Regions from separate parts of the Homo sapiens genome. Here region 2 is linked to region 1. Evidence: chromatin loops called from intact Hi-C (ENCODE). Cell type or tissue: mammary epithelial cell. All regions are shown on one strand. Links, peaks and the distances in the headings refer to the core of each region. The heading gives the core; the rest is flanking DNA.

Region 1 (4,399 bases), core at 264-4,263:
GCCAAATCATCTTATTTTACATGACCATCGCAGCTGTACTAGGAAAAGATGACATTTTGTTAACTTGTGGGTAAATAAGTCTTAGTATCTGGGAACCTTTGATTAATTAATTTCACCTTCTGTATAGTAAAAGTAAGTGTGACATAACAGTCTCTAATGGTTGTGAAAAATATGCCTAAAAGGGCCAAGTGCAGTGGTTCATGCCTGTAATCCCAGCACTTTGGTAGGCCAAGACGGGCGGATCACTTGAGGCCAGGAGTTTGAGACCAGCCTGGCCAACATGGGGAAACCCCATCTCTACTAAAAATACAAAAATTAGCTGGGCATGGTGGCACATGCCTGTAATCCCAGCTACTCAGGGAGCTGAGGTGGGAGGATCACTGGAGCCCAGGAGGCAGGAGTTGCAGTGAGCCGAGATCGCCCCATTGCACTCCAGCCAAGGCGACAAAGTGAGACTCTCTGTCTCAAAAAAAAAAAAAAAAAGAAAGAAAGAAAAAGAAAAATGTACCTAAAAAGTAACTCAGAATTACTAAAGTTTGCTAAAGTGAATCTTTAGACAAAGAGAACACAAGGGCAATTAGAATTGGAGCCCTAGAATGAGAGATGTGGTGATCGACCTGAACCTTGCCACACAGGTTGGAGGTACACCCTTGAGGGGACATATAAACCTGTTGGAGGGAGCAGCTCAGAGGTGGAAAGCATGGACTGAGTATGGGAAGTAGCCACCAGTCTGGTGGGCTGTAGACATACTTCAAGTAATGAAAGGATAGGGCAGAGCCCTCCCCAACATCTGCATCTGCCTCCCCTCTCTACTTCCCTCAAAAACTTCCCAAAACAAGCAGTACAGTATATAGATAAAAAGAGAGTCATCTATCCAAATGCAGCTAGAAAACAAATTCCCCAGACTGCCCTGCCTCCCAACCACATTGCCACCTCTGAAAACATTCCACCATTTTTGCATCCCCCGTTTTCGTATGGAGAGTCACCGGGGTGAAGGGCATCCTATTCGAACAACTATTTTCAGTCCTTTTTCCCCGGTAGGCGTGCATGTTGTACAGGTCCATATCCTTCCAAAGGTCCCATTTGAGAAAACATCATCTTTTTCGCCCTAAGGGAACTAAATACAGATATGAATTTTGGGTATTTTGTACACAGTTAATATTGCCTTTAATTCAAACAAAGTTCATAGTGCCTTATCTCAGTAGCCTGTTGTATATTAGGTGCTTAGTAAGATTTATTTTTTTTTTGCTTTTCCTGCTCCTAATATTCAGTTATTGTTGGTTTTAGAAAGCTTTCTCACTTATTTTGTTTGTTTCTTTCTTTTTAAAGGAGCGGTTTAAAGAAGCTGAAGAAATATACCAAACTGGAATAAAGAACTGTCCAGACAGCTCAGATTTACACAACAACTATGGGGTTTTCTTAGTTGATACTGGTAAGTGAAATTAAAGAGAAACTGTACTGCTGAGATTAGCTAATACAATTTATCAAGCAAAATGGAAGGCAAATAATCCTCAGAAGTAAAATTCACTGGGCTTGGCAGGAAGCTCACACTATTGACAGTCATTATACCTCGGGGCTGTCATTTCTCTAGATCTTCAAGCTCGATTCAGTAAAATCTGGCCATTCTCATACTCATTTCTCTATGGAAAACTCCCCAGGGGACAGGAAGTAGCCTTATGATTTAATAAGTCCCAATCTTCTTTGAATATTATTTATATATATTTATAAATCCATGATGATGAAATGTTTCTCTACAATGATGCAAAACCTGCCTCTGAAAGCAGTTACTGGCAGATGGTAAATACTTTTCTATAACATATTTTTTAAAAGCCTCCAGAATTGTTCCATCATTCCTTCCTTGATGTACATTAGAAACTGCATTATTAAAATTGATACAATGCTCTTATATGACAGGTGCTATATAAAATACACTTACTTTATCTTACTTAATGCAAAACATTACTGGGCATGAATTCTCTTTTCTTTATGACTTATGTAGTGCCTCTGTACTGTTGGCATGCAATGTAAGTAATGAAATTATATTTAAATGTAAGGCCAAAGCACCACTTTGTTCTTGTTGATTACTAGACTAGCTGCCCTGCAGCAAAATTTAGTTTAATTAGTTTTTCAATATGAAATGCTTAAAGGGGTTTTATTTTCAAGGATATTTGGAGCTCTCTTGTTTTACAGAATATAAAATTTACATTCTGATACATCTAAGAAACTTACCTTATTTTTGCCTGTGTAAAATTGTTGTGTAGTGCCACCTGCTGGTTCATTGGCCACATAATAATAAACTGTCTTAAAAATATAAAAACTAGAAGAAACCTCTAGTTGGGCAGGTCTAACCCTCCTCCTTTTACTTCAACAACAGTCCCACCCCACCACACCCCTAAAAATGATAACTCTGTGACCACCCTATGACATTGAGCCTCTGCCTCCAGAGACAGAGGCTCCTAGGGACCTCCTAGTCAAACTTGTATTCAAACAGATACGCTTGAAAAGATTTCTGTGTAGATAATAGACATTCCATTCTATTTAGAATTTCACAGTGTTCTAAAGTGTAGTTACTGAATATAGTTTCACCAGGAAGCTACTTTGAAGAAACCTATCAGAGTAGAGGGCCTTCATTCTGCTTCTGGCCTTACTCTCACTTGCCTTGGGATCTTTATCAAGTCTGTTGAATATCTTTGCACTTTAGTGTCTATATCTGTAAAGTGGAAAATTTTTGTGTGTGGTTTTTTAAATATCTCTTAAATCCTGATAAACAGCTAAACAGTATCAAAAGGCAGCTAAATTGTATAAAAAAATACCTGCAAAAACCATACAAATGTAAGTATTTAAAAATATATAATGCATTGGACAAGTGCATGGTGGCATTATTATGTTGTAAGTCTTATTAATTAAGTGCCATTCAAATGAAAGTGCATGATTTTAAAAGAGATTTTCACTATAGAGCTGATATGTGTTATTTAAAGTAATGCTTCAATTGCTATGTTGAAGTATAGTTCATTGAGACAGACCCTTAGAAATTGCTTCTGGACAGTTTTATTTCTACAGTAGCCTGTTCTATTTTTTATATAATGAGAGCCAGTTATATCTTGGATAAATAACAATCACTAATAATCTGAAGGCATCCTATTAGCAAGAGCGATGACCAGAAAAATTTCGACTAAAATAATATATATAATTAAAACAATAGGTTTTAGTTTTTACTGCTTTTTTGTTAATTTTTTTGGAAGTATGAATGAACAGTGAAATTGTTCAAAGTTAGGCAATGGCCAGGATGAGAAGCTGAAATGCAAGCTAATTTGCATATTGAATAATTTTGGTATAACTCTGTAATAATGAGAAAGAATTATAAGTCAGAAGAGAAAGTGAAATGTTCATGTCTTTTATAAAAAGGCATGTTCTGCTCTTACCAACCTGTCACTGGTTACAGGCTTACCAGAAAAGGCAGTGGCCCATTACCAGCAGGCCATCAAACTTAGCCCCAGTCATCACGTGGCCATGGTGAACTTGGGAAGACTCTACAGGTCACTGGGAGAGAACAGCATGGCTGAAGAATGGTACAAGCGGTAAAGTTCCCTTTCTTTTCTTTATAAGTTGCCCAGGAACCTCAGCAATCACTCATCAGCTTCTTAGTTAATCAGAATAGGTGTGCTCTCAGAATACTAGCAAATTTTGCCAATTCAGGTGATACAAATTTTTATCTCCAAAGAAAGCAACCACAATATAAATGGGATCATAATTCATGACTTTGGCTTGCTGGTTAGACTATAGTGCTGAACCAAGGTTGAAATTTAATTCCCACTTTAGTCAGTTTGTTGTTTTCTGAAGCCATGGATTGCAACCCCAATCATAAACAGCAATTTAAAAAATGAGGATACATGAAAAACTATGCACACATGAGAACAAATTCATCATAATTAATGAGAAAGACCCTTGGGGCTCAGTTTCCATATTGATAGGTCAATAAGACATTCTTACGTTCCAACTATGGCATCATGATCATTTTGTAAAAACCTTGTTCTTGGCCAGGTGCGGTGGCTCATGCCTGTAATCCCAGCACTTTGGGAGGCCAAGATGGTCGAATCACCTGAGGTCAGATGTTCAAGACCAACTTGGCCAACATGGTGAAACCTCGTCTCTACTAAAAGTACAAAAATTAGCCGGGCATGATGGCGGGCACCTGTAATCCCTGCTACTCAGGAGGCTGAGGCAGGAGAATCACTTGAACCTGGGAGGTGGAGGTTGCATGAGCCAAGATTGTGCCACTGCACTCCAGCCTGGGTGACAGAGTGAGACTCTGTCTCAAAAAAAAAGAAAAAGCCAAAAACCTTGTTATTGATATAAAAACAAAGACCGTATTGGAGCAGAGGTTCAAACCATGGACCGT
Region 2 (4,399 bases), core at 218-4,217, 940 kb before region 1:
AAAATTTGTTTTACAGAAAGACTGGCCCTGAGTAGTGAGAGAGAACATGTCCAAAGTGGTCTATGGTCATGATGCTAAGGTAGACTGGTATGATGGAAACTGAATGAAACTCAGAAGCAAAGGTTAATTTCAAAGCTCCCTACCTAGTACTATGTAGCATATTAAGAAATGGAAGGCATTAATGTCAAAGTGAATTTTTATTTTCTGAAAAAGTAAAATTGTCAAGTTTTAAAATCAGGTACATTTACTTTAAAATAGTTTATCAGAAGCAGAATATAGAGAATATGCCATTGTTTTTGCGGTACTGGAATAGGTTTTTCCTTCTTAGCCATACCTGATTTTCCCTGGGGAGTCCCTCAAACTTCTTCTGCTCTCTTCATCATGGACTCTAACCTGGTGGGGACAAGGGTAGGTGACCCAAATTCAAGCTCAGCTAATGGAATTCTCTCTTCCAGGACTTCCATTGAGGACAGACAGAAGCAATGGGAGTTGATCGATTTGTTTAGCGGTGGTTTAGAGCTTACTGTCCAGCCTCCTGTAGTAGTCAGCTCATCCTGTAGATTGCTAGGGCTGCCATAACAGAACCATAACACAACACTCTAGGCTGGTGGCTTAAACAACAGAAATGGATTTTTTTTTTCACAGTTCTGGAGACTAGAAGTCCAGATTAAGTTGTGGGCAGGGCTGGTTTCCTCTGAGGCCTCCCTGCTTGGCTATCAGATGGCTGACTTCTTGCTATGTCCTCACATGGTGTTTCCCCTGAGCCCACCCACTCACCTACAAGTGTTGTCTCTCTGTGTGTGCAAATTTCCTTTTCTTATAAGGATAGCGGCCAGATTGGATTTGGTCCTAACAGCCTTGTTTTAACTTAAAACATCTTTAAAGGACTATCTCCAAATATAGTTACATTCTGAGGTATTGGGGATTAGGGCTTCAACATACAGATATTGGGGGACATTAGTCAGCCCATAACATCACCCAGTTCTTATTTGCCACAAGCCAGCTTCCTCAATGTTCCCTTCAGTTTTGTGAGCCTCCCTCACCTTTGCAATATATTCGTCTTCTCCTTGAAGTTATCGAAAAATCAGTTTCTGTTACTTGCCGCTAATATACACCCAGTGTAGTATAGACAGACAAAAGTTTCTGTGAGATTATGTAAACCCTGACAGGCTACAACAGTTTGGCATAGAAATGTTCAGTCTTACATGCACTCATATGTTCACCGCAATAGCAAAGACATGGAATCAACTTAAATTGCCATCGAGATGGATTAAATAAAATGTGGTACATATAACTATGGAATACTACACAGTCATGAAGAAGAACAAAATAATGTCTTTTGCAGCAACGTGGATGCAGCTTGAGGCCATTATCCTCAGTGAATTAATGCAGGAACAGAAACTCAAATGCTGCATGTTCTCACTTACAAGTGGGAGCTAAACACTGGTACACATGGACACAAAGATGGGAAGAGTAGACACTGGGGACTATGGGTTCTATGCTCACTACTTGGGTGATGGAATCGTTCTTACCCCAAACCTCAGCATCACACAATATACCCAACAAACCTGCACATGTACCCCCTGAATCAAAAATAAAAGCTGAAATTATTTTTAAGAAGTTCAGTTTTTAAGAACTTTTTCTTGTCTGAAGTTTTTGAATCAAAATCTCCATTCAGTGGCAGCTGGTGAGAGAGATACTGAGAGATTGAAATGATTGGGATGAGCTAATGGGACACTTATGACTGGAATTACTGATAAAGTTATATTATCCAAAATATTCACTTGTGATTTAATTTTTTCATTTATTTGTATAAATGATAAAAGCTGCCTTTTCAAACATTATTAAATATCATTTTAGATATTTCACAATAGACACAACTTTTTCTCTGTGACATAGGGAAGAAGGAGGATGCAGATGAAAACAGAACTTGCAAAAGAGAGAGCGAGTTGAGGGCATTCATTCCACATGGCCTCTTTCTTAGCAGAGTAGACATGGCACCTATGAACTCTCATCACAGACTTTAGGCACCTCGGATATTTTATTTCATTTGATGCTTACAACTAAACTCTAGGGGGCGTCAAAGTTTTCCATGGAGTAAGGCCATGGGGATCAGGAAAAGCTATAAAATGAACAGAAGAAGACAGGGACATATGAGTCATCAGCTAGAGAGGAACAAGTTTTACAACACAGCTGAGGATAAGGAGAACAAATTTGTTGAGGAGTAGTCTATTTTTAGGACATTAGCCAGCAAAACTTGTGGCCTTTTAATAGGAAAAAGAACAAAGATTAGAAGAGTGTGTTCAGTGTTGGGGATTAGCAAATTAACAAAGAAAATCAAGAGAGGGAGGTAGGGGATAGTGGATGAGATAATGGGTACACTTCTAAAATGACCAACCACTGGGTATCTGCTCAGAAGGGAAGCAAGAGAAACTGGGCTGATAGAATTGGCCACCTCAGTTTTAATGGGGACAGACAGCTGATTTCGTAGGAATAAAAACTGGAGTAGGATACAAACTGGCAATTCATTGGAGTTGGGGCAGTTAAAAATGGTGTTGAGATACAAGCAGGAGCCAGGTGAAGATCCCTGGAGCTGGAGAAATGGTGAGGCAGAAACTCCAGACACACAGTGTGATGGTAGCGAGCCCCAGAGAATGTTTATACTCCACTACACATACAGGGCTGGGAGGGATGTCAGCAAGATGGCAGAATAAGAGGCTCCAGCCCTCATCCTCCCAATAGAAATACCAATTTTGGCAACCACCCATAGACGAGAATACTGCTGTGGGAGCCCTGGAGTCCAGCTGAGACTCCCTACTGGACCAAAAAAATCCAAGAGTGGATGCATTTAAAAGAAGAGCAGTTTCACTTTACTTGTGTCACCCTCCCTCAGGGTGGCGCAGCTTGGTGCTGAGAGACCCCCTCAGCTTGTGATTTCTCTCGAGTGGGAAAGTGAGTACTCGACTTCCCCAAACTTGTGGGGTCCTGCCCAGGAGGCCCACTTCTGTCTCACTCCACCCAGAACACTGAGGGATGTGCACAGCTGAATCATCCGTGGGCGTCATATTTCCTGACTTTAAGTTATACTACAAACCTACAGGAATCAAGACAGTATTGTACCCGCATAAAAGCAGACACATAGACCAATGGGTCAGACTAGAGAACCCAGAAATAAACCCAGGCATAAACAGCTAACTATTTTTCAAGAAAGGGGCAAAGGGCCGGGCGTGGTGGCTCACGCCTCTAATCCCAGCACTTTGGGAGGCTGAGGCGGGTGGATTATCTGAGGTCAGGAGTTCGAGACCAGCCTGGCCAACATGATGAAACCCCGTCTCTACTAAAAATACTCAAATTAGCTGGGCATGGTGGCAGGCACCTGTAATCCCAGCTACTCTGGAGGCTGAGGCAGGAGAATTGTTTGAACCCAGGAGGCGGAGGTTGCAGTGAGCCAAGATTGCACCACTGTAGTATAGCCTGAGTGACAGAGCGGGACTCCATCTCAAAGGAAGGAGAGAGAAAGAGAGAGAGAGAGAGAGAGAGAGATCTACTCTAATGCATAGTGCCTAAAACTAATAATACTGTATTGCATCCTTAAAATTTGCTAAGCTGGTAGATCTTATGTTAAGAGTTCTTACTGTACGCACACACACAAAACCCAACAAGAAAAGGGGCAGGAGGAGACTTTGGGAAGTGGTGGATATGATTATGGCCTTGACAGTGGTGATGGTTTCATAGGTGTACATCTAACCCCAAACTCACTGAGATGTATACAATGAATATGTACAGATTTCTATACGTCAGACATATCTAAATGAAGTGGTTAAAGATCAACATTATTATATTTTAGAAACAGCTTCTACCACATAAAAAAACATCAGGACATGAAAAAGTCTTTCCTCATTTAGCACCTAGGCAACAGAGCCCAACTTAACATCTTGGAATATTCTAAAGAAAATGTACTGCATTTCTTTTTCTTCCTTCTGTGGGAACACCTGTGCCTATTGCTTGACTGAACAATGAAATTAGGTTTATAGGTTTTATTTTGTTTATAGATGATTTTACAGCCCCACTCATCATTAATACTGTCTCCATTTGAATTCACAGACTCAAAAAACCTTCCCACTGGCCTTTTCTTCATAAATTCACTTTAGAAGCAGGTTGTTGGATTTCATATCATATCATCTGAAAAAATTAAAGATCTTAAATAAATTATATCTTCCATTCAGAGCACTACTAAACTACATTTTCTTGATTAATAGATATTACCAGTTCCATATTACCTAGTGTGTAAAGAGACATGTAAGCAAAGAAATAAATGGTGATTTATTTTTCTTTAAGTTCTTGGATTAAGATTTATTAATTCATTATAATGTTTAAAATGTATTATTATTTACTGTTA

The links. Peaks named below come from ENCODE experiments on the same cell type or tissue, not always from the same donor. Only the 100,000 strongest peaks of a DNase experiment are listed, where the experiment ranks them.
Region 2: a loop joins it to region 1, with 8 times the contacts of the local background. A loop is called at or near these places in 2 of 110 quality-filtered maps.

The regions. Positions count from the first base shown.
Region 1 is chr12:29,517,651-29,522,049 of GRCh38, reverse strand. TMTC1 (transmembrane O-mannosyltransferase targeting cadherins 1) reads left to right here. Exons shown (of 18, transcript NM_001193451.2): 12 at 1,330-1,432; 13 at 3,443-3,578. LOC105369714 (a long non-coding RNA gene) reads right to left here and starts at 2,319. Exons shown (of 6, transcript XR_007063258.1): 1 at 2,230-2,319; 2 at 987-1,117. In mammary epithelial cell, for the core only: a CTCF peak has its summit at 2,261 (motif pointing left); no DNase peak of the experiment used is centred there.
Region 2 is chr12:30,455,562-30,459,960 of GRCh38, reverse strand. It overlaps the pseudogene LOC100422352. Among named protein-coding and RNA genes, the nearest start is that of LINC02386, 160 kb to the right of the region's middle. In mammary epithelial cell, for the core only: a CTCF peak has its summit at 2,081 (motif pointing right); a DNase peak (open chromatin) is centred at 2,130.